Linked DNA regions of Homo sapiens: region 1 is linked to region 2. Evidence: read pairs that join two places in POLR2A ChIA-PET (ENCODE). Cell type or tissue: HepG2. All regions are shown on one strand. Links, peaks and the distances in the headings refer to the core of each region. The heading gives the core; the rest is flanking DNA.

What was found. ChIA-PET counts read pairs that join two places held together with the same protein. Peaks named below come from ENCODE experiments on the same cell type or tissue, not always from the same donor. Only the 100,000 strongest peaks of a DNase experiment are listed, where the experiment ranks them.
Region 1: POLR2A ChIA-PET joins it to region 2 with 12 read pairs; 4 of 35 experiments call an interaction of 5 or more read pairs at or near these places.

The regions. Positions count from the first base shown.
Region 1 is chr9:14,954,973-14,970,887 of GRCh38, forward strand. No RefSeq gene overlaps it. Among named protein-coding and RNA genes, the nearest start is that of FREM1, 53 kb to the left of the region's middle. In HepG2, for the core only: a CTCF peak has its summit at 6,818; a DNase peak (open chromatin) is centred at 6,659; H3K4me3 peaks cover 1,436 bases.
Region 2 is chr9:14,859,658-14,875,572 of GRCh38, forward strand. FREM1 (FRAS1 related extracellular matrix 1) reads right to left here. Exons shown (of 37, transcript NM_001379081.2): 2 at 9,087-9,587; 3 at 4,152-4,246. The coding sequence starts at 9,320. Among named protein-coding and RNA genes, the nearest start is that of FREM1, 43 kb to the right of the region's middle. In HepG2, for the core only: no CTCF peak of the experiment used is centred there; a DNase peak (open chromatin) is centred at 9,684; H3K4me3 peaks cover 4,694 bases.

The DNA of each region.
Region 1 (15,915 bases), core at 3,382-11,381, 94 kb after region 2:
GGCTAATATTCAGAATCTACAAGCAACTTAAACAAATTTACAAGAAAAAAAACAAACAACCCCATCAAAAAGTGGGAGAAGGATATGAACAGACACTTCTCAAAAGAAGACATTTATGTGGCCGACAAACATGAAAAAAAGCTCATCATCACTGGCCATTAGAGAAATTCAAATCAAAATCACAATGAGATACCATCTTACACCAGTTAGAATGGCAATCATTAAAAAGTCAGGAAACAACAGGTGCTGGAGAGGATGTGGAGAAACAGGAACGCTTTTACACTGTTGGTGGGAGTGTAAATTAGTTCAACCATTGTGGAAGACAGTGTGGCGATTCCTCAAGGATCTAGAACTAGAATTACCATTGGACCCAGCAATCCCATTACTGGGTATAGACTCAAAGGATTATAAATCATGCTACTATAAAGACACATGCACACACATGTTTATTGTGGCACTACTCACAATAGCAAAGACTTGGAACCAACCCAAATGTCCATCAATGATAGACTGGATTAAGAAAATGTGGCATATATACATCATGGAATACTATGCAGTCATAAAAAAGGATGAGTTCATGTCCTTTGCAGGGACATGGATGAAGCTGGAAACCATGATTCTCAGCAAAATATCACAAGGACAGAAAACCAAACACTGCATGTTCTCACTCTCAGGTGGGAATTGAACAATGAGAACACTTGGACACAGGGAGGGAAACATCACACAACAGGGCCTGCAGGGGGTGAAGGGCTAGGGGAAGATTAGCATTAGGAAAAATACCTAATGTAGATGATGGGTTGATGGGTGCAGCAAACCACCATGGCATGTGTATACCTATGTAACAAACCTGCATGTTCTGCGCATGTATCCCAGAACTTGAAGTAAAATAAAAAAAGAAAAGAAACAGAAAGAAAACACTAAAAAAACAAAACAAAACAAAAAACTAAGAATTTTTTTAAATCCACATATAAAACAATGACAAATCTTCTGAAAGGGGCAGAGAAGTAAAAAGCCAAATGTTATAGGAAAGAGGAAGGAGGAAAAAAAGGTCAAACTCACTGGAATGAGATAGCATTAGGAAGAGATGGTCTTCCTAACATCGATTGATAAGTTAGCAAGCAAACTGCTAATATAATAGCGGAAGTGGTTTCTAAGAAAGACTGATGAATGAAACAAAGAAAGAGAATGGAGAAAATAAACAAAACATAATTACCTAAGCTCCTCCAGTTCTTTGTCCCACACTTTCTTCTACTCCGGAGAGGGAAATAAGAACTGATATTTTAATAAAGTTCGCCTGAGCTGCCTGGCTGTTCCAGCCTCATGACCTTTGCCAGAACTTAAAACAGCCTCCAAAACATTTGGCCTTTATCAGAGCTTCAGTGGATTATAAAGCAAACCATGTGTCCTATTTCATATCTAATCACAACTCACATAGGCCTTTCAGCTAAATCATAGTATCTTGGAAACTTCCAATTGGAAACAGTCATTTGAACATCTTGTCTGGAGGCAGGGAAAAGTGCACACACCCTATATAGTCTAGCTATTTGCTATGTTTGGTCTTAAATGCCTCAGGGGATGTGATTTTTTATTCTCCTCTTTGAGATATAGTCTGTCATTATTAGGACCCACTGTCAGGAGATTCTTTCTAATGCTTGCCTTCTGCTGCTAATATCTCATATTTCTCATTAGTGAGTATCTCCACCACTCTTAGAGGAGGAGTTTCCCCACCAGGAAATAAGAAAGATACCATGACAAATGTGGCTGGGGATTCTGGGGAGAACTTAGAAACTAGAGGCCAAAATATGCTTGGAAATAAATAGGTTAGGTTTCCTCCTTGTTCTGTAGACACCTTACATTGACTCCCTCATCCCCCGGGACTTCTCACTTTCTCACCTTGCATATTCTATTTTTATGTTTATATTTCTACCTCTCCCATTAAAATGGGAGTATGCAGCAGTCATGGTGGACACAATATATGATAACTGTGTGTGATTGTGAAAAGAAACTTAAATTGCATTAGTATGGGGTTTTGCTGGGTAATTTTGGTTTCTAGACATGGAAAGGATAATTCATATCATAACAGAATCATTTTAGGGCCAGGCACCAGAGTGATCCATAAGTTACCCAAATATCAAACAAAGAGCCGTGTGTTATTCTGGCCAGAAAGCTGCAAGCAGCCATTGAGACTGTACCAGCCCCAAAGCTCTGACTCTTCAGACAGATGGACCAGGAAACTCTACTGAAACTTACTGATACCCCAGCCTTGCCTCATGCTTCAGTGGGAGAAGCCAAGCCTTCCAGCATCCTTTCGCCACCAAATTCCCAGCCCATCTGTGTCCATGGCTACCTCTTGTTACTTCCTTCCTGTTAAGAGAATCAAAGGCCACTTCATGCTTTGGGCCAAGATCCTATTCCCTCTCTCACTACAGAAAGCTCATTCCTTCAGTTTCTTGTTCCCCATCCAGCAGAATCTTCTCTGCTCCCCATCAGCATTGCATATGCTCCAGTATCTCCCAGCTCAAAACACATGCAAACCACCCCCCATTTGACCCCACAGTCCTGTAAGTGCACAGCCTCATCATCTGTTCTCTTTCTCAGACAGTACTCTCACAATATGTTGTCTGCAAACATTTTCTGCACTTCCTCTCCTCTGATTCGCTCTTCAGTCCTCTGCAAATCACCAAAAGGCACCAGAGACCTCCATTTTCTCAAATCCAATGAACAATTATTTTCTCAAAAAACAACCTTCTTCTTTATGAAACACTCTCTTCACTTCCTTGCACTTGTCAAAGAAAAACCAGAGCTGGATAGTAGTTGAAGCAGTAAAAACAGCTTTTATTCAGGACTATTGCAATAGGGGGAAAGGAATCTCGGTGTAGAGTTGGGCTCAATTCCAAACACAATATAGGCAACTGGGAATTCACAGCCAAGGAGCAGGGTGAGGGTCTCTGGATGGAAAATTACTAACAGGGAGCACTGGGGAAAAGGGGACTCTGGCTATACCTAACTAATAGGAATCTTGCTAAAGACAAAGGAAGGTGATCAGACATCACTTGGGGGATGGTGGAGGATAGGAGGATTAGATAGATATCAAGGTGATCAGATAGGGAGGACAGGGTGGAGGGGTTCTTAATAAACTGGCATGGAAGGGGTTTTGCTAAAATTGGACTTTATAATTACAGAGATGGGTTCAAACAAAGGTTCAGGAGCCGGATTAAAGTTTGGTCAAGCACATAATCTTTTCCACACTCTCTTCTTTTTTTTTCTTCGCATCTCTCAGATTCTTTGTCACTCTCAATTGCTGGCCCCACCTCTTCCACCCAAACTGTGGGAGTGGCTCAGGACTCAGTCCTACGCCTACTCCTTTTCTTACACTACCCTGTGCATAGAGAATTCCATCTAATCCCATAATTTTAAATAAATATGCCAATGCCTCCAAAAGTTCTATCTCCAGTCCTGATCCTCTGGGCTCCAGAACAATCTACAACTGCCCATTTAACATTTCCACGACTATATCTGAGAGATATCTCAAACTTTAGATGTCCATAACAGAACTCTTAATTTTCCAAGTCTTCCCCCAATGTTCACCCAACCAAGCCACTCCCCAGCCTTTCCTCAGATGCTACGGCCTCTCCCCAGTTTCTCAAGCCTGAAGTCTGAATCATTCTTGACGCCCTTCTTTTCCTACTCCCTACATCTAACTCAACTTCATATCGTGTTGATTTAAAATCCAAAACATATTTTAAAATCTGTCAACTTCTTTCCATCTTATATCTTGTAAATGGTCTCCTTGCACCCATTCCTGTCCCTTCTCATACATTTCCACACATCAGCCAGGTTATCTTTAAAAACCATCTGACTACATTAGTCCTCTGCTCATCCTTGTATTCCACATGGAATATTAATTCCTTACCACTACAGCCTTTCATGATGTGGTTCTATCTGCCTCTCTAACTTCCCTGTGGCTCCCTGCACTCTGGCTTCATGGGGTGCACTGCAGGAAAGCTAAGAACCACATTTCCCCCAATCCTCCTTGCAGCTAGAGACCAGCATGTGATTTAATTCTGCCAGTTAGAAGCACCTGTCTGAGACTTAGCTTTGGGCCTGAGTTTAGTAGGGGAAAGAGAGAGACAAGATGATGTGTACATTTTGTTGACCAGAATCAGTGTGGATCTGCAGTCATTGGCTTCCAGATTTGGTGGTTTGCTGCAGTATTAGCAGCTTTCCCAATCACAGAAGAAACAGTATGGTTCCAGGAAATGCTAAGAGCAGATTTTCTGGAAGCTCTGCCTACACTCTCAGCTTTAGGGTTTCCCCTCCTGCTCTTGCAATGGCTTAGTAAACCACTGAGTACCTGATAAATCTCTTCTTCCTGAAACTAGCTAAAATGGCTTCTATTTCTGCAATTGAACTCTAACAGATGAACTGACAGACTGAGTTATTTAACTGAACTAAGACTATGGTTTAGAAAGTAAAGTTTTTTGATCATTCTGCATGAATTTGAACCCCCATTCCAATACTTACACACTATATGACCTTAGATAAATTGCTTAATCTCTCCAGCTTCAGCTTTACTCATTTGTAGAATAGGAATAAAAATAGTATTTTGGCCCAGGCATAGTGGCCCACACCTGTAATTCCAGCACTTTGGGAGGCAGAGGTGGGATAATTGCTTGAGGCCAAGAGTTTTGAGACCAGCCTGGGCAACATAGTGAGACCCTATCTCTGCAAAATATTTAATTTTAAAAATTAACTGGGCATGGTGGTGTGCACCTGTATTCCTGGCTACTTGGGGTGCTGAGATGGAAAGATCACTTGAGCCCAGGACTTGGAGGCTGCAGTGAGCTATGATTGTACCATAGCACTCTAGCCTGGGTGACAGAATAAGACCCTGTTTCTAAAAAAGCATAACATTTACCCCAGAAAGTGTTTGAGGATTAAATGACATAATAATGGTAAAGCACTTAATATAGTATCTGGCATATAATAAGAGTTCACTAAATGTTAACTTTTATAATTACTATGATTAAGTATTATTATTTCCTTACCCTGGCCCTTGCAATTTGCTCTTCCTTATGCTGGGAGTGTTTTTCTGTCTGAACTACCCCAAGTTTACTCCTACTTATCCTTCAAGTTTCAGTTTATCTAGCACTTACCCAAAAATTACTTTCTTGGTCCATTTCAACTATACCACCCCCACTAGTTTTTTCTCATAATGGCGTTTTTCCCTCAGAGAACTCATGAAGATTTGCGATCATGTATTTTTTTGTATGTTCGTGTATCTACTGCTAATTCCCCCATGGAGCTACAAGTTTCAGGAAGAGGAGTCATGACTGCATGTGCCCCATCAGGTGCCAGCACCCAGCTTGACATTTTGCTCCATACGTAAAGGACCTCAGTAAATGCTTTTCAGATGAATGGCCCAGCCCTCCTGGTGGCAAATATAACAGAAATTGCTAATGATACAGAGAAATGCATCACCAACACATTCTAACATAAAGAACACAGGTTTTCTTTGCCATGAAACAGCCCAAAATAAACTCAAGGAACTATCTGTAAATATTCTTTATAATATTAAGCTACCTGTTGATAGTACTCTACAGTTTTCCAAGCCCTGTTACATGTATGTATGTATGTATGTATGTATGTATGTATGTATGTATGTATTTTGAGACAAGGTCTCACTCTGTTGCTCTGGCTGGAGTGCAGTAGTATGGTCACAGCTTACTGTAGCCTCAACCTCTTGGGTTCAGGTGATCCTCCCGCCTCAGCCACCCAAGTAGCTGAGACTACAGGCACATGCCACCACGCCTGGCTAATGTTTTTCATTTTCAGTAGAGACAAGGTCTTGCCACGTTTCCCAGGCTGAACTTGGCTCAAGCGGTCCTCTTGTCTCAGCCTCCCAAAGTGCTGAGATTACAGGTGTGAGCCACTGCACTTGGGCAGATATATTAATTCTTTTAATACTTATGACAAACCAATTACCTTTTGATTTCATCTTACAGAAAACGAAATGGAATCTCCAAAGGGTGTGAATCATGCCTAACATAACACAAATAGGAAGCAGCACATTTCATGAATCACCGACCCTGGCTTTGCCACTTTTTGCTGTGTGGCCTTGGGCAAATTGCTCAACTTCTCTGAGATGTTTTCCTCATCTGTGAAAAGGAAATAATAATAATACTTTTGTTGTGAAGATTAAAGATTATACGTAGAACATCTGAGATGTGCACTGGGTAAACAACAGAGAACCCAGATGTTATCATTATCATCATCATTGTTACATCGCTCAGTTTCACTCAGCAAGATGGCAAATCAGGTTTCTCTGAGGCAGGAGAATAGGATCTGGAGGCAGGGAACCTAAGGCCATTTCACACAGACTTCCTAGAACCAAATTGAAAGGAAAACCCTTACTTTCCATGCCTAAGTAATAAAAGGACAAGAGGCTACTCCCTTTGCAAACCCCCACCTTTGCTCCGCAGCAAATGGGAAATTGGCTGTCCACAACCAATCAGACTGACGGCAGGCCAACTCTTCGTTTGCATAGAAGTGCAGCTTTGTAACTTCACCTTACCCTGTGATTGATTGCTTTTTGCAGCCAATCAGATGTTTGCACAGGAGTGTGACCTTTGTAACTTTAATTCAGCCTCTCATTGGTTGCTTTGCACAACCAATCAGACTGACTGCGGGCCACCACTTCATCTACATGAGGTGACCACCAAGGGGCCAATGGGAAACCTGTAGAGGGTGTTTGAAGCCGAGAAGATGCTGTATCTTGGACCTTGAGCCACTGCTCAGGCCTTCTGCCACACTGTGGAGTGTACTTTCATTTTCAGTAAGTCCCTGCTTTCTTCTTTCATTGCTTCCTTCTTCCTTTGCTTTGCTGGGTGTTTTGTCCAATTCTTTGTTCAAAACACTAAGAACCTGGACAACTCGCAGTCAAGATCCTCTAATGGTAACATCTCCACAAGATCTTTAGATTCTAGACCATTGAAACCTTAGAATGACATGCATCCTTCACTTTGTTAACTGACAGAGTTAGTCCCCACATATCCAGCACAGATACACAAATCAGCTTGTTTCATCTCTGCAATTCGATTTTCACTCCTTGATTGTAGGGACTAGAAAGCCTCATTTTTCTAGGGTGCTTTGGATGTAGGTTTTGATTATTTATCAATGAATGAGTAATAAACAAGAAAAAAAATTGCTATGGACAGGAAGTCCAAAGAGCTTCAAAAAACCAGTCCTATTTCAGAAAGATTTCCATAAGGGAGATGATCCAAATCAGAGCCAAAGGTCCTGGGCCCCACGCTCAGAACTTTTTAAGCCTTAGGCCAGAAGAACCAAATAGTCCTGTGTTCTGTTTCTGGGGAGAAATCAACTCTCTGATGAGTACACTGTTAGGCAGAGTGCCACAAACAACAATTGCGGTTTTTGCTGTCACTCAGACTGACCTGGTTAAACCATTATGGAGCAGGTATGACTAGCACAGGGAACTCAGTGAAGAGAGGACAGGTGGCAAAAATTAGGAGACCAGGTAATAGGAGTGAATCCAGAGGTTCCCATTTTCAGCATCCTCTAGATACCATCTGCTATAACCACAAATAAATTGTACACAACAAATGCTTTCAAAGGGATTATGAGTGTTCCCGGTTCCTCCCCCAGGACTATGACTTCAACATCTTGAATATCCATATTAATAAGGATCCCTGGTTTTAATTCTACAAGATTGACCACAATATTTCCTGTTTGCAGCTCAGCTGAACACAATGGATGGGATTCAGAACTCCTACTCCCCCACGATACCATGTCTCAGGGCTTGAAGGGGCTTCCCATTGAGGTCCCAGGCCATTGTGTTTCCACACTGACAAGTGAAAACCCCTTCACAGTAGAAAGACTACTCAGAAATGGTGGAAGGCAGGGAATTTGTCACCTACATTATGACCTTAAACCAATCTCTGCTGTATTGCTTCAGAATTTCATATCTTAATCACAAAAATGCCAGCTTCTATGCTGCGAAATCAGTTAATGACTTAACATAAAAACAGCCTTACATTTTGCCAAGCACTATGCTAGATTTCAAGGAAATTAACTCCTTAATCTTTATCACAACCAAGTGAAGTAGGTACTATAATTATCTCTATTTTACAGATGACAAAATAGAGGCTTAGAAAAGTTAAGTAACTTTTTGGAGGTCACACAGCTAGTTAGCAACAGAAAGAATACTCAAACTCAGGTCAATCTGACCTCAAAACTATCCTTAGTAGATTTCTATACAAGGTTCTCTCATTTCCCTAGGCCACACTGGGGAGGGTCTGCAGCTTCACTCCTGAAGCCAGCGAGACCAGAGACCCATCGGTAGGAATGAACAACTCAGGACACACCACCTTTAAGAACTGTAACACTCACTGCGAAGGTCTGCAGCTTCACTCCTGGAGCCAGCAAGACCACAAATCCACCGGGAGGAAGGAACAACTCAGGATGCACCACCTTTAAGAGCTGTAACAATCACGGCAAAGGTCTGTGGCTTCACTCCTGAGGCCAGCAAGACCATGAACTCACCAGAAGGAAGAAACTCCGGACACATCTGAACATCTGAAGGAACAACCTCCAGACACACCATCTTTAAGAACTGTAACACTCACCGTGAGGGTCCACGGCTTCATTCTTGAAGTCAGCGAGACCAAGAACCCACCGGAAGGAACCAATTCCGGACACAATATCACCCCCTCTCCCTCCCTGAATATTACGAGCCATATGACAGGGGTGTGTCCACCCTCAGCCATATGGAGCATAATATCACCACCCTCTCCCTCTCTGGATACTATGAGCCATATGACAGGGGGTGTCCACCTCCCACCATATGGGGTGTAATATCACCTCCCTCTCCACCCCGATAAGGGGGGTGTTTACACAGCGTGTCTACAGTATTGGGAGTAATATCATATCCCCCTTTTGAAATTATGAACAATATGAGAGGAGGGTGTACAGCACCTGCGATATTGGGAGTAATATTATCCTCTCACTTCCCTAGATATTAAAACAAATCACAAAAGAGGCGTACACCCTCCACGATATTGGGAGTAATATCATCCTCTCCTCCCCTGGATATTAGGACAAATATCACAGAGGGGTGTACACCTCTTTCTATATTAGTATTAATATCACCCCCTCCCCACCTTGATATTAGAAGAACTATCACTGGGTGTATACTCCCGATGCTGGGAGTAATATTATCCTCTCCCCCCGCCCAGATATTAACAATATCAGAGGGGGTGTATACCTTTGCGATATTGGGATTAATAGCATCCCCTCTCCACCTGGATGTTACGAACAATATCACAAAGGGGATTGTACAGTCCCTGTGATATTGGGAGTAATATTGTCATCTCCCGTTTTAAATATAATGAACAGTATCACAAGGAGGGTATACACCCCTGCCATATTGGGAATAATATCCTCTCCTTTTGTAAATTTTAGGAACTATGTCACAGGGGAGGTGTACACCCCCTGCTATATTGGGAGTAATATCATTCTTTCCTCCCTGAATACTAAAAACAATACAACGGTGGGGATGTACACCTGCGATACTGGGAGTAATAACATCCTCTCCCTTACTGGTTATTAGGAAAAATATCACAGAGGGTGTGTACACCCTCTGCGATATTGGGAGTAATATCATACAGTACCCCCCTGGATATCAGAGACAATATCACAGGGGAAACGTACATTTACTGTGATATTGGGAGTAATGTCATCCTCCTTCCATTGGATACTGGAACAATATCACTGGGAGGGTGTACAACCCATGTGATATTGGAAGGAATATCATCCTCTTACCTCATGGTTATTAGAAACAATACCATGGGGGGGTGTGCACCTTCTTCAATATTAAGAGTAATTTCATTTTCTTCCCTCCTGGCTATTACAAACAATATCACAGGGAGTTGTACAGCCCCTGCAATACTGAAAGTAGTATCACCCTCTCCCTCTTTGAGTATTAGGGAAAACATCACAAGGGCGGTGTACACTTTCTGCAATATTGGAATTAATATCACCCTCTCACCCCTTGGATATTAGGAACAATAGCACAAAGGGGGTGTACACCGCCTGTGATTTTGGGAATCATTTCATCCTCTTCCCTTTGAATATTAGAAAAAATATTATAGAGCGGATGTACACCCCCTGAGATATTGGGTGTAATATCATCCTCTTCCCCCCTGGATTTCAAGAACAATATCACAGGGGCATGTACACCCTGCAATATTGAGAGTAATATCATCCTCTCCCCACCTGGATATTAGGAAGAATATCATGGGGGGGTGTACACCCCTGCGATACTGGGAATAATATTGTCATCTCTCTCTCTAAATATTAGGAACAATATTACAAGGAGGGTATAAACCCCCTTGTAATATCATCCTCTAGCTTTCTGGATATTAGAAACAACATCTCAAAAGCGGTATACAATCCCCTCAATATTAGGAGTAATGCCATCCTCTCCCTCCCTGGATATTAAAAACAATATTATGGGGGCAGGATGTAAACCCCCTGTGATATTAGGAATAATATCATCCTCTCCCCCTCTGGATATTACGAACTATATCACAGGGGAAGTTGACGCCCCATGCGATTTTCGGGGTAATATCAGGCTCTCCCTTTTGAATACTGGGAACAATATCACAAGGGGGTGTACAACCCCTGCAATATTAATAGTAATGTTATTCTCTCTCCCCCTGGATATTAGGAACAATATCACAGGTGGGGTGTACACCCTGTGCCATATTGGTAGTAATATCTTCTTCTCCCTTCCTGGATATCAGAAATGAAGTCATGGGGGGTGTACACCTGCTGCAATATTGGGTATAATAAATTCCTTTCCCCCCCTGTATATTAGAAACGATACCACAGCAGGGGTGTACACCCCATGCGACATGGGGAGTAATAGCATCCTCTCCCCTACTGGATGTTAGAAACAATATCACAGGGGCGGTGTACAGCCCCTGCGATATTTGGATTAATATTATCATTTTCCCCCATGAATATTAGAAACAATATCACAAAAGGGGTGTACACCTTCTGCGATATTTGTAGTAATATCATCCTCTCCCTCCCTGGATAATAGGAACAACATCACAGAAAAGGTGTACACCCCCTGCGACATTGAAAGTAATATCATCCTCTCTGCCCGTGGAAATTAGGAATATTATCACAGGGGGGTGTACACCCTCTGCGATATTGGGAGAAATGTCATTCTTTCCCAATCAGGATAGTACGAACAAAACCATGGGGGGCGGGGTGTACACCTTCTGCTATTTGGGGAGTAATATTATCCTTTTCCACCCTGGCTATGTAGAACAATATCACAGAGAGGGGTACACCCGCTGTGATATTGGGAGTAATATCATCCTCTCTCTTTCTGAATATTAGGTACAATATCACAGGGTTGTTTACCCCTTCTGCAATATTTAAAGTAATATCATCTTCTTCCCCCATGGATATTAGAAACAATATCACTGAGAGGGTGTACACCCCATACAATATTGTAAGGAATATCATCCTCCACCCTCATGGTTATTAGAAACAATATCGCATGGGGGGTGTACACATTCTCTAATATGGAGAGTAACTTCATCCTCTATCTCTCCTGGATATTACAAACAATATCAGACAGGGTTGTGCATACCCTGTGATATTGAAAGTAATAACCTCTCCCTCTCTTAATATTAGGAAAAATATCACAAAGGGGGTGTACACTTTCTGTGATATTGGAATTAATATCACCCTCTCAGCCCCTGGATATTAGAAACAATATTCCAGTGGGGGTGTACACCCTCTGCGATATTGGGAGTAATATTGTTCTCTCCCCCCACTCGATATTAAAAACAATATCACAAGAGGTAGTGGACGCCCTCTGCGATATTTGGAGTAATATCATCCTGTCCCCACCCCCACCTATTGGGAACAATATCACAGGAAGTGTGTATAACCCTTGCGATGCTGGGAGTAATATCGTCCTTTTTGCCCCTGTATATTAGGAACAATATCACAGAAGGGTGTAAATCCCCTGAAATATTGGGGGTAATATCATCCTCTCCTCAGAAGGATGTACACCCTCTGAGATATTGCGAGTAGTATCATCCTCTCACCCCACGGATAGTACAAACAATATCACAGGGGGGTGTACACACAGGGTGCTTACGATATTGGGATTGATATCATCCTCCCCCCTCCCAGATACTGCGAGCAATATCACAAGGGACTGTACACCTTCTGCCATATTTGGAGTAATATCATCCTGTTTCCCCCTGGATATTATGAACAATATCACAGAAGGGTGTACATCCCCTGCGATATTGGGAGAAATATCATCCTCTCCCATTCTGGATATTGCAAACTATAACACAGGGGGTGTAAATCCCCGGCAATATTTGCAGTGATATCATCATCCTCTTCCCCCCGGATGTTACAAACAATATCACAGGAGGGGGTACACTCCCTGGAATATGGAGAGTAATATTATCCTCTTTCTCCCTGGATGTTATGAACAATATCACAGGGGGTTGTACACCTGCAGCAATATTGGGAATAATATTATCCTCTAACCCCCTAGGTATCATATCCCTTCCTGGATATTATGATATCATAGAGAAGGGCACACCCCCTCCGATAGGGGGAGCAATAACATCCTCACTCCTCCTCAATATTAAGAACAATATCACAGAGGAGTCTACCCCTTCTGTGATTTGGGGAGAAATGTCATTTCCCCCTCCTCTGGATAGTACAAACAATATCGCTGGAAAGTGTATACCCCCTGCAATACTGAGAGTAATATTATCCACTCCCCCCTCGAATATTAGGAACAATATCACATGGGAGGTGGACACCCCTGCAATACTGGGAGTAATATCATCCTCTCCCGTTGGGAATCACTCAGGATGGTGGCAGAAATATTAAAGGGAAATATTAGAGAAAGTTACAGGGAAGAGTCACAAACCTTTTGGAAGGTCGAAAGGTTACCTAACTTGTACTAATTGAACAGGCTGAAGGCAGCCGGATCTCACCTTAGAGCATTAGGTCATAGGGCAAATACTAGGGACAACAGAGGCTTCCCCAGGTAAGTCTGTTTACCCTACCTCCATTAACTAACCTTTGAGCCAGATGGCCCTCTGGCGGGGAGGTAGACCAGGGAAACTGCCCCCGATGGTATTTACTTTAGACCTTGGTACCTGAGCTTTAAACATTTGTAAAACTACTCTCTTAACCATGTTAATTATCCACAAGTGTGTTTACTCAAAGCTTCTGTTGTTAATTCTATACTAAATAAATGCCTGGAGTATGAGCTCCTCAGGGTATCAGTGAATGAAGAACAAATTAATGAAAGAAAGTGAGAAGACAAGTTTAGGGAAAAAAGAGCAAAAAGAAATGAACAAAGCCTCCAAGAAATATGGGACTATATGAAAAGATCAAATCTACATTTGATTGGTGTACCTGAAAGTGACGGGGAGAATGGAACCAAGTTGGAAAACACTCTGCAAGATAATATGCAGAAGAACTTCCCCAACCTAGCAAGACAGGCCAACATTCAAATTCAGGAAATACAGAGAACACCACAAAGATACTCCTCAAGAAATGCAACCACAAGACACAAAATTCACAAAATTGTCAGATTCACCAAAGTTGAAATGAAGGAAAAAATGTTAAGGGCAGCCAGAGAGAAAGGTCGGGTTACCCACAAAGGGAAGCCCATAAGACTAACAGCAGATCTCTCGGCAGAAACTCTACAAGCCAGAAGAGAAGTGGGGGCCAATATTCAACATTCTTAAAGAAAAGAATTTTCAACCCAGAATTTCATATCCAGCCAAACTAAGCTTCATAAGTGAAGGAGAAATAGAACACTTTACAGACAAGCAAATGCTGAGAGATTTGGTCACACCAGGCCTGCCTTACAAGAGCTCCTGAAGGAAGCACTAAACATGGAAAGGAACAACAGGTAACAGCCACTACAACAACAGGTCAAATTGTAAAGACCATCGAGGCTAGGAAGAAACTGCATCAACCAACAAGCAAAATAACCAGCTAACATCATAATGACAGGATCAAATTCACACATAACAATATTAACCTTAAATGTAAATGGGCTAAATGCCCCAATTAAAAGACACAGACTGGCAAATTGAATAAGGAGTCAAGACCCATCAGTGTGCTGTATTCAGGAGACCCATCTCACGTGCAGAGATGCACATAGGCTCAAAATAAAGGGATGGAGGAAGATCTACCAAGCAAACGGAAAGCGAAAAAAAAAAAAAGCAGGAGTTGAAATCCTAATCCCTGATAAAACAGACTTTAAACCAACAAAGATCAAAAGAGACAAAGAAGGCCATTACATAATGGTAAAGGGATCAATTCAACAAGAAGAGCTAACTATCTTAAATATATATGCACCCAACACAGGAGCACCCAGATTCATAAAGCAAGTCCTTAGAGACCTACAAAGAGACTTAGACTCCCACACAATAATAATGGGAGATTTTAACACCCCACTGCCAATATTAGACAGATCACTGAGACAGAAGGTGAACAAGAATATCCAGGACTTGAACTCAGCTCTGCGCCAAGCAAACCTAATAGACATCTACAGAACTCTCCACCAAAAATCCACAGAATATACATTCTTCTCAGCACCACATCACACTTATTCTAAAATTGACCACACACTTGGAAGCAAAGAACTTCTTAGCAAATGTAAAAGAACAGAAATCACAACAAATTGTCTCTCAGACCACAGTGCAATCAAATTAGAACTCAGGATTAAGAAACTCACTCAAAATCGCACAACTACATGGAAACTGAACAACCTGCTCCTGAATGACTACTGGGTACATAACGAAATGAAGGCAGAAATAAAGATGTTCTTTGAAACCAATGAGAACAAAGACACAACGTACCAGAATCTCTGGGACACGTTTAAAGCAGTGTGTTGACGGAAATTTATAGCACTAAATCCCCACAAGAGAAAGCAGGAAAGATCTAAAATCGACACCCTAACATCACAATTAAAAGAACTAGAGAAGCAACAGCAAACAAATTCAAAAGCTAGCAGAAGGCAAGAAATAACTAAGATCACAGCAGAACTGTATGAGATAGAGACACAAAAAAACCCTTCAAAATATCAATGAATCCAAAATATCAATGAATCAAAATATCAATGATCTTTTTTGAAAAGATCAACAAAATTGATAGACTGCTAGGAAGACTAATAAAGAAGAGAGAAGAATCAAATAGATGCAATAATAAATGATAAAGGGGATATCACCATCAATCCCAAAGAAATACAAACTACCATCAGAGAATGCTATAAAAACCTCTATGCAAATGAACTAGAAAATCTAGAAGAAATGGATAAATTCCTGGACACATACACCCTCCCAAGACTAAACTAGGAAGAAGTGGAATCTCTGAATAGACCAATAACAGGCTCTGAAATTGAGGTAATAATTAATAGCCTACCAACCAAAAAAAGTCCAGGACCAGACAGATTCACAGCCGAATTCTACCAGAGGTACAAACAGGAGCTGGTATCATTCCTTCTGAAACTATTCCAATCAACAGAAAAAGAGGGAATCCTCCCTAGCTCATTTTTATGAGGCCAGCATCATCCTGATACCAAAGCCTGACAAGGACACCACAAAAAAAGAGAATTTTAGGCCAATATCCCTGATGAACATCGATGTGAAAATCCTCAATAAAATACTGACAAACTGAATCCAGCAGCACATCAAAAAGCTTATCCACCACGATCAAGTTGGCTTCATCCCTGGGATGCAAGGCTGGTTCAACATACACAAATCAATGAACATGATCCATCACATAAACAGAACCAATGACAAAAAACACATGATTATCTCAATAGAT
Region 2 (15,915 bases), core at 5,029-13,028:
TTACCCTGGTGTCAACACCTTTTCCTGCCACTTCTTCCTCCCAACATCTTTCTTTCAACACCTGCTCTCAAACTCATCATGCACGTGGATATTTAATGACTGCTGAGATCTCAGAGTCTCACTTCTAGCACATGTGTAATTTAAGAGTCTCAAGCCTATATAATTTCTGGATTGACTTTTAATTCAGGAGTGAAGGGGTGAGTGGTTTCTGAAGCATTCAGGCCTTTTTGCCCTTCAGAAATACCACTACATAGGTGGTCATTTGCAGCCTAGTTTGGGTGCCCAGCTCAGTGCTTGGCATGTAAAAAGCATATTCAGCAATTGCCACTTCCATTCCCTCCATCCACTTAGCAACTTTAATCTCAGGTTGTTTGAAGAGTCTAAAATAGAGGGGTGTCATTTTTTTTGAAGGGAGAAGATTAATGAGTGATATGCATGCATCAATAATGCAGCTTCTAATTGATGTGCTCTTATTATGGCCCAGGCATTATGCTAAATTCTCTATGATAGTATATAACATAATCCTTATAAAAACCTAGGATATCCAGACATTGTTAATCCCATTTTATGGAGGAAGAAACTCAGGCATAACGGGCTCAGGTAGCTTGCCAAAGGGGCTGGAGAAGGAGAAGCAGTAAGAGGGGAACAAACATGCTCCCTGTTTTCTGCTGCCTACTCCCCTGAATATTTTATTTCAAATGTGCTGAAGACCAAGAGGGGAAGAAGCTCCTCTAACCCTGCATTTCATGTATACTCTTCCAGCCTCCCAGCAGCCTAGAAACCCAAGGAAGGAGTAGAAGAAGCAAGCATTCATCAGCTTTTTTTCTTTTTTAAATTTATTTTTACTTTTAATTTTGTGGGTACGTAGTAGGTATGTATATATATACACATATATATACACACATATATATACACATATATATACACATATATATACATATATACACATATATACACACATATATATACACATATATACACATGTATACATATATACACATATATACATATATACACACATATATACACATATATACACACATATATACACACATATATACACATATATACACATATATACACATATATATGCACATATATATGCACATATATACACATATATACATATATACATATATACACATATATACATATATACACATATATACATATATACGTATATATACATATATACGTATATATACACATATATATACGTATATATACACATATATACATATATACACATATACACATATACACATATATACACATATACACACATATACACATATACACATATATACACATATATACATATATACACATATATACATATATATACACATATATACATATATACACATATATACATATATACATATATACATATATACATATATACACATATACATATATACATATATACACATATATATAAACATATATACACATATATATACATATATACACATATATACATATATACACATATATACGTATATACACATGTATGTACATATATACACATATATACATATATACACACATATACATATATACACATATATACACATATATACACACATATATACATATATACACATATACACATATATACATATATACATATATACATATATACACATATATACATATATACACATATATACATATATACACATATATATACATATATACACATATATACACGTATATACATATATGTACACATATATATGTAATGGGGTACATGAGATACTTTCATACAGGCAAGCAATGTGTAATAATCCCATCTTAATAAATGGGGTATCCATTTATTGAGCATTCCCTCAAGCATTTATCCTTTTTTTTTTTTTTTTTTTTTGAGACAGAGTCTCACTCTGTTGCCCAGGCTGGAGTGCAGTGCTGTAATCTCGGCTCACCGCAACCTCTGCCTCCCAGGTTCAAGAGATTCTCCTGCCTTAGCCTCCCGAATAGCTGGGACTACAGGTGCCTGCCACCACTCCCAGCTAATTTTTGTATTTTTAGTAGAGATGGGGTTTTGCCATGTTGACCAGGCTGGTCTCAAACTCCTGACCTCAGGTGATCTGCCCACCTTAGCCTCCCAAAGTGCTGGGATTAGAGGCATGAGCCACTGCGCCTGGCCCTCTTAACCTTTTTGTTACAAACAATCCAATTATAATCTTATAGTTATTTTAAAATGTGCCATTGAATTGTTACTGACGGTAGTCACCCTGTTGTGCTATCAAATACTAGGTCTTACCCATTCTAACTACTGTTTGTACTCATTAACCATCCCCATGTTCCCTGCAACTCCCCACTACCCTTCCCACCCGCTCCGCGCAAGTTCTTTGAAGTTATTTGTTTTTTAACTCTAAAGTCTTAGAAAGATCAAATGGCCCTGTATGCTGATTTCATATCTTCCTAAGGAATCCTTGAGTGCCGCTTCATTTTCTCAACACAGCATTTTGTGACTCTCTTTTGGCGCTTGTTCTGCATCATAATTACCTGCTCATCTTTTGCCTTAGACTACAAGCACTAAAATAATCTGTGTATTCTCATCCTTTTGTTGATTATGCTCAACGTACAGCCTGGCCTGTAATAGGTGGTCATAAATGTTTGTAGAATGGTTCACTGTTCCAATGTCTTGTACAAAAGTCTTTTACATTAGTCTAATGCTTAAAGGAAATTCACACCAACATATCTAACCAAATATTCTTAAAAGCAATAAAAACCAAATAAAAAACCCTATAAAGGCCTACTCCACATACATCAGTTCTCAGTGACTTTTATGAAGTCAGATATACCATAATCGTGAGCTTAAATTTAAAATTAATTTTCACTGGGATATAATTCATATACCACAAAGTTCATCTTTTAAAAATATACAACTCAGAGTTTTTTAGTGTAGTCCCAAGGTTGTACAACCATCATGACTACCTAATTCCAGAAGACTTTCATCAACCCCAAAAGAGACATATTTCCCTTCCCCAGCCTCTGGCAACCACTAATCTACTCTCCGTCTCTGTGAATTTGCCAGTTCTAGACATTTCATACAAATGGAACAATACAATATGTGACACTTTGTGCCTGGCTTCTTTTACTTGGCATAATGTTTTCAAGGTTCATTCATGCTGTAGCCTTTATCAGTGCTTCGTTGTTTTTTTATGGCTGAATGATATTCCATTCCATGAATATACCACATATTGTTTATCCATTCATCAGTTGGATTTATTCCATTTTTTGGCTGTTATGAATAATGTTGCATTGAACTTTAAGTGCAAGTTCTTATGTAAAACATAAGTTTTCATTTTTCTTATATATATGCGTAGGAGAAGAACTGCTGTCTCCTACGGTCATTCCATGTTTAACTCCATAGTTGATTTTTAAAGAATTTTAGGCCAGTCATGGTGGCACATCCCTGTAATCCCAGCACTTTGGGAGGCGGAGACAGGCAGATCATGTGGTCAGGAGATCAAGACCATCCTGGCTAACACGGTGAAACCCTACCTCTACTAAAAATACAACAAATTAGCCGGGCGTAGTGGTGGGCGCCTGTAGTCCCAGCTACTCAGGAGGCTGAGGCAGGAGAATAGCTTGAACCTGGGAGACAGAGGTTGCAGTGAGCCGAGATTGCGCCACTGCACTCCAGCCTGGGTGACAGAGCAAGACTCCGTCTCAAAAAAAAAAAAAAAAAGGAATTTTAAATATTTAATATGTTTAAAAATGGAAGATATTGCACTTTCTGTAACTAAACAGCTGGTAACAAAAAAGAAGAATTTCATTCATTTTTGGAATATATTTTCTCCCTGATTTTCATTAAGAATTTGTAGTTTATAATTTCCATTTTCTACCATAAGTGGTGGGTTGGAACACCAGAGATACCTATATAAGGACACTAGAGGGAAACAGGATACGGCTAAAAATTTGCCACAGAAGAATCCTAGGGAAGATGACACAAGTGGAAATAACTGAAAGTTGGCTACAAATCTTGCCTGATCCACTCAGGCCTCCAGTTTCTGTTGATTACTTTCTTGTCTGGAATCTATTAACTCCCCTCATGACAATACATATCCACAAGAAAAGCCCTCATAAGAACACAGAATGGTTACTTGGCAGCAAATGAGCGATGTTCCCGTGCCGCTTACCTGTAAAGTCTGAGCTTCACTGTGTCTTCATCAAGAATTGGACAACCATTGTGAACATACTTGACTTCGTTGGGAAGGAAATGGCAGTCAAAGACCTAGTTCACATGAAGAATTGGATAAATATCTATGAGAAAATTGGTACAAGATTTAACATTTTGCCAGGAGAGCACTGCCTGGAGAAAATATGCTCTGTTAGTAATGTGTGTATGTGTGTGAGTGTGTGTGTCTTCACCACCACCACCTCTACCCTACCCCCATACCCAGTCACCATCCTACTTATACAGCTGTCTCTTGTTTTGAGAATATCTAAGTTGTGAAAACCAAAGCAGTTCAAGAAAATTAGTTAAGGGATGATTACGTCTCTAAATAAGTGTCTTTTTACCACCTAGAGTGCATTTAAAACATACTTTCATTTTTCGAAATTTTATTTACCCCTTTCAGGGGTTCACAGCAATTGAGTTAGAGAGTTCTTTCTGTGTGTCTGCATGAAAAGGCATGCTTTAACCCACCCACAAACACACTGTATTCTTTCTGTATATCTGTGTTCTCCTTTCATTTCTTTTTTTTTCCGAATAGTATTCTCATATTCAAAGATGAAGCCACTGACTATGGACACTACTGTGGTTAATCAGAGCCTAACATGACCCAGAGTTGTGTCTTGCATACTTGCAAAAAACTGCTTTCATTAGTTAGGCAATAGCAGAAATGGCAGATGAGAAAAACAGAAATCTAAAAGCAATTTCCTCTATTCAAATAAAATTATAATGAACTGTCTCAACTCACTCAGAATTATTAGGAGATTGTTAACTGTTATATTTTGGGAACCTGATTTTTAGAGGAAGAATCATCTCTCCCACCCATATCATGCCCTTCATTCTGCCCAATCTGACTCTGGTAGAGTTCTAATACCCTTGAGGTATGCACGCATGTCCACCATTGTGTTCGTGGTGTTTCGTCTGTACCTTTTCACAGCCTCAAACATTTTCAGACAACATAATTCACTCAGAGAAGACTTTACCACTAATACAAACGATTTTCTTTTCCCGCAGATATCATTGATTCCTCTTTTAAATTGACAACTAGGAAGGAGATAAAGCAAAGACCTTCCCCATATCATTGACAAATAGTCATGGTAATAAAGAGACAGTCTGCTTTGTTAAAAGAAACATCTGTTTTATGTTTCATAATATGTTTTCCTTTTATAAAAGGCGACAACCATAATTGTCCATAAATTTACTAACTAAAACAAAGGAGAGCTAAATCCTTTTCTAATTACTGTCTAGCTTTGTTTTTTTCCACTTCAACTGCTTTTCAATTACAATTTATAATTAAATTGTCACACATTCCTAGCTCATTACTCACTTTAATGACAGTAAAATGGTTCAAAGTAGAGATACTTTCTTACCGCTATATTTCCTATTCAAAAAAGCAAGTTTAGTGCTAACCTGGGGTGCTTTCCACCCAGCAAATTTCTTGCTTTGGGCTAGGTGTGAGAAGTGCCATGTGTGAGGGAGTCTTGTCCTAAAACATGAGGAAAACATATTGCCATCAACCTCATCTAATTGACTATATCAAGAGGGTTATCTGAACAGAAGGCACTGGTGTGCATCAACTGAAATCCCTTTCCAAATATTCAACAGGAAAATGAACCTGTTGATCCTAAGACAAACTTCAGTAATGAAATGAAAACACTAATTGAACAGATGTTAAACAAAACATTTTCTGTGCAAGTCACATGAAACTGTTCATTACACAGCAGGGTGTTGTTAATACAGTCGTCTTGCTAGAAATGGGTTCACATAAGCTTGGCTTTCAGCTTATTACTAAGCTCTATTAAAGAATAATGTTTAGGCTGTGTGTGTGTGTGTGTGTGTGTGTGTGTGTGTGTGTGCACATGCACTTAGCTATGCTTAATTTCTAAAACTCCATAAGGAACGAACCCCTAGGGAAGGACTGAACCAGCCTGCGTTAAAAACCAAGCACAAATTCAACAAAACAAAACAGACTTAGGAATCTTGTTTTTGTTGAAATTATGAGAATAACAAATAGGAACAATCACCTGGCAGTTTGAGAAACAAAGTTCTCCCATGATATAGATTTCTCTCACACACAGTTTTAATATTTGGCCAAAAAAAGTACTGAAACTCCATATTTTAATGAACTCCTTTACCACAGAATAAATATTAGAAGATATAAATCCCATACCGACTTTAGAGGCTATAAATCCATTTGAGATGTCATATTTGCCTCTGGAAATACATACACTAAGTATTCATGACTTGATTCTACTTTTTCTTAATGAGCAATAGCAGGCTAGGGAATCAGTATATTCAGAGGTGTTTCTCAGCAACCAAGGCAATTTGTGGTTTCTCCTCTATACTGTCTTTCTAGTAACTGGAGTTTTACCTTAAAATCAGAGAGTGTGAGATGGAGATGACTTGCAGGCCTATTCCAATCCTTGATTCTTGTGAACAAATGTTTTTTACCTAGTTCTAGTCACTTGGATCCCTTTTTGCTCCTCAGTGCCTTGGAGCAGGCCAAGCAATCAGGACCATTAAAACATCACTAAAGATATATAATGGGGACAATTTTATTTCTCTCAGAGAGACTGCCATATACGGTAAGGAGTCATAGGCCATTTGAGGTAGGGAGAGGAGAGCTCTCAGAGGCTGGCTTAGGTAACAATAGATTATCTCCAAATTGCCTACTAAGGAGAATCTGGTCATCTGCAGGGCTTTTGTTTTGCTCAGTTGGGCATGCATGCTTGAGGTCCAAACTGGAAGACAGCTTAGACAGCTTGCTCCTGCGAGCTACCAGTGGGAATTTTCCTTCTTCTCTTTTTCACAATATACTCAGGCCCACTTCTAAATAAATGTTGAATGATTTTTAAAAATATATTGATTGGAAGAGGTACCATATTATCAATCACCAGTCTTTATAAGACACCCATATGTGCCAGTACAGCCCTGGGTTCCTGCTTTATCAAACACCCCAGTCCTCTAGGATCAGGTGTCCTATTTTACCCTCTCTCAAAACTCTACAGGCTGCATTTTCCTTTCTTTTTTTTTTCAGACAGAGTCTCACACTATCACCCAGGCTGGAGTGTAGTGGCACTATCTTGGCTCACTGCAACTTCCGCCTCCCGGGTTCAAGCGATTCTTGTGTCTCAGCCTCCCGAGTAGCTAGGCTTACAGGTATGTGCCACTACGCCTGGCTAATTTTTGTATTTTTAGTAGAGATGGAGTTTCACCATGTTGACCAGGCTGGTCTCTAACTCCTGGACTCAAGTGATCCACCCGCCTCAGCCACCCAAAGTACTGGAATTACAGGCGTAAGCTACTGCAACCAGCCTGCATTTTCCTTTCGACCCCAGTCCCTGTAGTTGGGTCTCTATCACCCACTCCTGAGCTTATTTGTATTGCTTCCTCATCCTATGTAGCACATTGGGGTTCTAGTATGAGCAATCCCAGGTATCTTCTTTTTCCCTGACTCGTAAGTGCCAATCAAAACACATTCAGAATGCAAGTATAATTGGGAGTAACTGAGGAGACACTGCAACTACCAAACACTTGGGAATACAATGGCTAATATGTGGAGCCATTGTTGAATTCTAACATGTTTTAGATACCCATCTAAAGCTCTTTGACTGACGATAAAATCTTACAAGCAACTAGGCAGAGACATTTGGTTACTACCACATCAGAAATACCTGCAAAGTGAGACCCTCTTCCAAAGAATTCTGATGTGTTTCAGAATGGGTCTATAACTTGAAGTGTGGTAAATGGAGTGTCTAGAGACACCAGTTGAGCTAGTATCCATCTAAGTCTTTTTTTCTCTCTCTGTAATACCTAGTACCACTTTTCAATAACCTCGTGGATTAGTTTTCTTTAGCCAAATGAAAAGGAAATAAAGTTCATAGTTCAGCAAAAGAGAATGGTCCATTTTTCCAGAAGCAGCAGCAGCATCTAGTGTTGAATATTCTCAAGATTGTTTGCACTGGGAGCAAAGTTACAGGACAGTGGGAACAAGTAATAAAATCAGAAGCAATTTTTTAAAATTATGTATAGTGGTAACTCCTACTTTAAGCAAAAACAGTGTTAGAGAATATAGACTTTTTAAACCCAATGAATTAGGAGGTAACTCTTCACTCTACAAGAAGATTGACAATAGAATACCCTTAAATATAAAGGTCTCCAAGATTTTGATTAAAAGGAAAAAAATTAAGCAGATAATTTCAAAGAACAGTGAATATTTAAAGTGAAGTATCTTCACATCTCTTTTCTACTTCTTTTCCCTTACTCAGAAAAAATGTTTAAGTGATGTTAATAGATGAAACATCTTCAAGTTTTACCTTTGCTATGCTAAGGTCACAGGTATGTCCTAAAAATGTCTTGAAATCTTGATCTCTTATCCAAAGCCACTCTGACTGGCAATGGATGTGATAACTCGGGGCAGGAATAACTCCAATGTAATTCTCTTACATGATGCTTTGCGCTTTTTCCTGTATAATTAGCTACTCTATAAGGTCAAGCAGCTGGTGAGATATACCAGAGTTATCTTCAGGAAAGAGGAGAAATTGGAAAGACTTACTGAAACAGTGCATTATTAAGAAAAAAATTACATGCATCCATATTAGTTTGAACCTGATTTCCTCTATAAATGTTATTATAATCAGGATTAAATCCTGCTGGTTTCAGGCTTGTAATCTGAAGTCAGCCAAGAATGTTTAAAAATAGGTTTCACCTCACATAGAAAAGCAGCGCAATACTATGCCTACTAATTGCAAGTCCACCATTTCAAATGTGAACATCTTCTAATACTCGTCTTTGATGGCTTGAGGGGAGACATTTTACATCTGTTCTCTGTCCCCCCACACATTTTCATACACTTGCATTCATACACACGACTGAACAGAAAATCGCAGATAGGACCTACCTGTGGAGTGAGTTTCCCAACCCTCTGGGTTATTGGCTCATTCATCACAACTTCCACTTTGCAGGCATCTTTCTCTTTAGGGATGGCAAACTTCAGGTCATCTCCTGACAGGAAGGCAGAGTGGCCCTTCATCACCCTCACCCCGCGGTTGATGCTGATGAAGGTGGGGCTGGCCCAGGCCAGGAGGAGCAGCAGCAGCACGGCATTCGCAGCCCCCCAACTCAGAGAGTTCATGCTGACAGGGCCCAACTCTTCTCTGTCCACCGGCGAAATCCCTTTAACAAAGGAGGGCTTCTGTGCTTCCTCCTGGAGGGTCAGCTCATAGTCCAAGGGGCAGGGTGAGGGGTCCTGACAATGTGCCCCGAGATCTTAACATGCCCCTTTCATTTCAAAGTCAGACAAGGGGGCCTTTCAGGCAATCCCAGGGCTTTTAATAAAACTCGCTGATCACTCCTGACAACGCCGGCAAGATTAATGGGCTTCCCAAGTGCTTTTCTAATCCTGCAAATGGGAGAAGGGGTTGGAGTAAAGCGAGAGAGAGACCAAAAGGTTTATGTGGCTATTCAAAAGATCGCTACCAACAAAGGGATCTTTCAACCAGCCTATGAGTTCAGCTAAATTAAAAACAAATAAACTAACTTGACCTCTAGACCCATCTGAAAGGCAAAGCAGCCATTTCATTACCCTGCTTATAGCTCCTGCTTCCGGACTTGACATACCGCTTCCGGACTTGACATATCCCAACCGGGATGTCAACTGTGTGGTCCAGGAGGAAACAGCCAGCCTTATTGCCAACAAGTGTGGCTTTTGTTCACTGAGTTCATAGACAGTTGTCAAACTCTTTGCTTCCCTTTCCTCATTTGTTAAATGAGGATTATAATCTAATTTTTTTCAGAGAGCTGATAGGATTATTAACACATTGTTTGAAAACATGATTCATTCTAAATCAGTGCTACTTGGATAAGAAAGAAGTTTAATGATTTATCACACTGGGCACACTTCTGACTTTGCTGGGCAATGAAGACACCTAAGAAACATTTGAGTGGTAATTACAGAAAATATGCTTTTTTCTAAGTGAACATTCAAGTTTCTGTTTATGTGTGAAAGGGACTACGAATGAGGTGACATAGCTTCAGCACGCACAGCTAATGACACAGCATATGGACATGCGTATTTATACTATCTACAATGCTAATTACATTCCCATGTACTCAACTTGCACAAATAGAGTCTTTGTTTCCACTTTATCCACTTAGAATTTCATGATGATTTCTCTGTGTTCCATAAGAAATGAAAAGATTTTATCTAAAGTAAAATGCACTGAAATATATCCCTAAATTCCCAGTATAATTAGGTGAACAAATAGTGGTTTGTTATGCCCAAAGAAAGGCCTTCCATGTTAATAATTTCAATAAATTTCTGTGCATAACCAGTAGATACCAAAATGAATGTTTGTCAGAAGGTTGTAGAAGAACAAATGCCTCCATTATCCACATCTAATCTATTTCCATTCCCTTGTCACTGTTTGCAACCTTTCACTTTTGAGGCAGTGCCTGACTTGTGTCACCTGATACCTGAGGGGTGTACACTTTACAGAGCAGCCTGTTTTTTATGGTATCAGTCCCAGAGTAAAACTGTTCTCACACTCCAACTGACTCTATTGTCCACAATCAAGCTGACTTAGGTTGGCTTATTTGGGCAAGAATGCACATCTGGTTGTTTTGTTTTTTGTTGCTGTTGTCTTTGTTTTTTTTCTTAAATTTAAAATGCCTTTTATTATGCTCTGCAAAATGTAAATGTCACACACTTGGTAATATTCCTGTTACATAATCAGTGTATCCTTTTATCAATAGAAAAAATACCCTTAGAAAGGCTATCAATTTAATATGGTTTCTTTTTTTTATTTTAATTCATTTTATTATTATTATACTTTAAGTTTTAGGGTACATGTGCACAATGTGCAGGTTAGTTACATATGTAGACATGTGCCATGCTGGTGTGCTGCACCCATTAACTCGTCACTTAGCATTAGGTATATCTCCTAATGCTATCCCTCCCCCCTCCCCCGACCCCACAACAGTCCCCAGAGTGTGATGTTCCCCTTCCTGTGTCCATGTGTTCTCATTGTTCAATTCCCACCTATGAGTGAGAATATGCGGTGTTTGGTTTTTTGTTCCTGCGATAGTTTACTGAGAATGATGATTTCCAATTTCATCCATGTCCCTACAAAGGACATGAACTCATCATTTTTTATGGCTGCATAGTATTCCATGGTGTATATGTGCCACATTTTCTTAATCCAGTCTATCATGGCTGGACATTTGGGTTGGTTCCAAGTCTTTGCTATTGTGAATGGAGCTGCAATAAACATACGTGTGCATGTGTCTTTATAGCAGCATGATTTATAGTTCTTTGGGTATATACCCAGTAATGGGATGGCTGGGTCAAATGGTATTTCTAGTTCTAGATCCCTGAAGAATCACCACACTGACTTCCACAATGGTTGAACTAGTTTACAGTCCTACCAACAGTGTAAAAGTTTTCCTATTTCTCCACATCCTCTCCAGCACCTGTTGTTTCCTGACTTTTTAGTGATTGCCATTCTAACTGGTGTGAGATGGTATCTCATTGTGGTTTTGATTTGCATTTCTCCGATGGCCAGTGATGGTGAGCATTTTTTCATGTGTTATTTGGCTGCATAAATGTCTTCTTTTGAGAAGTGTCTGTTCATATCCTTCGCCCACTTTTTGATGGGGTTGTTTGTTTTTTTCTTGTAAATTTGTTTGAGTTCATTGTAGATTCTGGATATTAGCCTTTGTCAAATGAGTAGGTTGCGAAAATTTTCTCCCATTGTATAGGTTGCCTGTTCACTCTGATGGTAGTTTCTTTTGCTGTGCAGAAGCTCTTTAGTTTAATTAGATCCCATTTGTCAATTTTGTCTTTTGTTTCCATTGCTTTTGGTGTTTTAGACATGAAGTCCTTGCCCATGCCTATGTCCTGAATGGTAATACCTAGGTTTTCTTCTACGGTTTTTACGGTTTTTACGGTTTTAGGTCTAACATTTAAGTCTTTAATCCATCTTGAATTAATTTTTGTATGAGGTGTAAGGACGGGATCCAGTTTCAGCTTTGTACATATGGCTAGCCAGTTTTCTCAGCACCATTCATTAAATAGGGAATCCTTTCCCCATTGCTTGTTTTTGTCAGGTTTGTCAAAGATCAGATAGATCTTTGTAGACATGCGGCATTATTTCTGAGGGCTCTGTGCTGTTCCATTGATCTATATCTCTGTTTTGGTACCAGTACCATGCTGTTTTGGTTACTGTAGCCTTGTTGTATAGTTTGAAGTCAGGTAGCGTGATGTCTCCAGCTTTGTTCTTTTGGCTTAGGATTGACTTGGCAATGCGGGCTCTTTTTTGGTTCCATATGAACTTTAAAGTAGTTTTTTCCAATTCTGTGAAGAAAATCATTGGTAGCTTGATGGGTATGGCATTGAATCTATAAATTACCTTGGGCAGTATGGCCATTTTCACGATATTGATTCTTCCTACCCATGAGCATGGAATGTTCTTCCATTTCTTTGTATCCTCTTTTATTTCATTGAGCAGTGGTTTGTAGTTCTCCTTGAAGAGGTCCTTCAGGTCCCTTGTAAGTTGGATGCCTAGGCATTTTATCCTCTTTGAAGCAACTGTGAATGGGACTTCACTCATGACTTGGCTTTCTGTTTGTCTTTTATTGGTGTATAAGAATGCTTGTGATTTTTGTATATTGATTTTGTATCCTGAGACTTTGCTGAAGTTGCTTATCAGCTTAAGGAGATTTTGGACTGAGACAATGGGGTTTTCTAGATATACAATCATGTCATCTGCAAACAGGGACAATTTGACTTCCTCTTTTCCTAATTGAATACCCTTTATTTCCTTCTCCTGCCTAATTGCCCTGGCCAGAACTTCCAACACTATGTTGAATAGGAGTGGTGAGAGAGGGCATCCCTGTCCTGTGCCAGTTTTCAAAGGGAATGCTTCCAGTTTTTGCCCATTCAGTATGATATTGGCTGTGGGTTTGTCATAGATAGCTTTTATTATTTTGAGATATGTCCCATCAATACCTAATTTATTGAGAGTTTTTAGCATGAAGGGCTGTTGAATTTTGTCAAAGGCCTTTTCTGCATCTATTGAGATAATCATGTGGTTTTTGTCTTTGGTTCTGTTTATATGCTGGATTACATTTATTGATTTGCGTATATTGAACCAGCCTTGCATCCCAGGGATGAAGCCCACTTGATCATGGTGGATAAGCTTTTTGATGTGCTGCTGGATTCGGTTTGCCAGTATCTTATTGAGGATTTTTGTATCAATGTTCATCAAGGATATTGGTCTAAAATTCTCTTTTTTGGTTGTGTCTCTGCCAGGCTTTGGTATCAGGATGATGCTGGCCTCATAAAATGAGTTAGGGAGGATTCCCTCTTTTTCTATTGATTGGAATAGTTTCAGAAGGAATGGTACCAGCTCCTCCTTGTACCTCTGGTAGAATTCGGCTGTGAATCCATCAGGTCCTGGACTCTTTTTGGTTGGTAAGCTATTGATTATTGCCACAATTTCAGAGCCTGTTATTGGTCTATTCAGAGATTCAACTTCTTCCTGGTTTAGTCTTCGGAGGGTGTATGTGTCGAGGAATTTATCCATTTCTTCGATATTTTCTAGTTTATTTGTGTAGAGGTGTTTGCAGTATTCTCTGATGGTAGTTTGTATTTCTGTGGGATCGGTGGTGATATCCACAATATCATTTTTTATTGCATATATTTGATTCTTCTCTCTTTTCTTCATTAGTCTTGCTAGGGGTCTATCAATTTTGTTGATCCTTTCAAAAAAACCAGATCCTGGATTCATTAATTTTTTGAAGGGTTTTTTGTGTCTCTATTTCCTTCAGTTCTGCTCTGATTTTAGTTATTTCTTGCCTTCTGCTAGCTTTTGAATTTGTTTGCTCTTGCTTTTCTAGTTCTTTAAATTGTGATGTTAGGGTGTCAATTTTGGATCTTTCCTGCTTTCTCTTGTGGGCATTTAGTGCTATAAATTTCCCTGTACACACTGTTTTGAATGTGTCCCAGAGATTCTGGTATGTTTTGTCTTTGTTCTCGTTGGTTTCAAAGAACATCTTTATTTCTGCCTTCATTTCGTTATGTACCCAGTAGTCATTCAGGAGCAGGTTGTTCAGTTTCCATGTAGTTGAGTGGTTTTGAGTGAGTTTCTTAATCCTGAGTTCTAGTTTCATTGCACTGTGGTCTGAGGGACAGTTTGTTATCATCTCTGTTCTTTTACATTTGCTGAGAAGAGCTTTACTTCCAACTATGTGGTCAATTTTGGAATAGGTGTGGTGTGGTGCTGAAAAAAATGTATATTCTGTTGATTTGGGGTGGAGGGTTCTGCAGATGCCTATTAGGTCTGCTTGGTGCAGAGGTGAGTTCAATTCCTGGGTACCCTTGTTAACTTTTGTCTCGTTGATCTGTCTAATGTTGACAGTGGGGTGTTAAAGTCTCCCATTATTATTGTGTGGGAGTCTAAGTCTCTTTGTAGGTCACTCAGGACTTGCTTTATGAATCTGGGTGCTCCTGTATTGGGTGCATATATATTTAGGATAGTTAGCTCTTCTTGTTGAATTGATCCCTTTACCATTATGTAATGGCCTTCTTTGTCTCTTTTGATCTTTGTTGGTTTAAAGTCTGTTTTATCAGAGACTAGGATTGCAACCCCTGCCTTTTTTTGTTTTCCATTTGCTTGGTAGATCTTCCTCCATCCTTTTATTTTGAGCCTATGTGTGTCTCTGCACATGAGATGGGTTTCCTGAATACAGCACACTGATGGTTCTTGACTCTTTATCCAATTTGCCAGTCTGTGTCTTTTAATTGGAGCATTTAGTCCATTGACATTTAAACTTAATATTGTTATATGTGAATTTGATCCTGTCATTATGATTTTAGCTGGTTATTTTGCTCATTAGTTGATGCAGTTTCTTCCTAGTCTTGATGATCTTCACAATTTGGCATGATTTTGCAGTGGCTGGTACCGGTTGTTCCTTTCCATATTTAGTGCTTCCTTCAGGAGCTCTTTTAGGGCAGGCCTGGTGGTGACAAAATCTCTCAGCATTTGCTTGTCTGTAAAGTGTTTTATTTCTCCTTCACTTATGATGCTTAGTTTGGCTGGATATGAAATTCTGGGTTGAAAATTCTTTTCTTTAAGAATCTTGAATATTGGCCCCCACTCTCTTCTGGCTTGTAGAGTTTCTGCCGAGAGATCCGCTGTTAGTCTGATGGGCTTCCCTTTGTGGATAACCCGACCTTTCTCTCTGGCTGCCCTTAACATTTTTTCCTTCATGTCAACTTTGGTGAATCTGACAATTACGTGTCTTGGAGTTGCTCTTCTCGAGGAGTATCTTTGTGGTGTTCTCTTTATTTCCTGAATCTGAATGTTGGCCTGCCTTGCTAGATTGGGGAAGTTTTCCTGGATAATATCTTGCAGAGTGTTTTCCAACTTGGTTCCATTCTCCCCATCACTCATCACTTTCAGGTACACCAATCAGACGTAGATTTGGTCTTTTCACATAGTCCCATATTTCTTGGAGGCTTTGTTCATTTCCTTTTATTCTTTTTTCTCTAAACTTCCCTTCTCACTTCATTTCATTCATTTCATCCTCCATCACTGATACCCTTTCTTCCAGTTGATCGCATCGGCTCCTGAGGCTTCTGCATTCTTCACGTAGTTCTCGAGCCTTGGCTTTCAGCTCCATCAGTGCCTTTAAGCACTTCTCTGTATTGGTTATTCTAGTTACACATT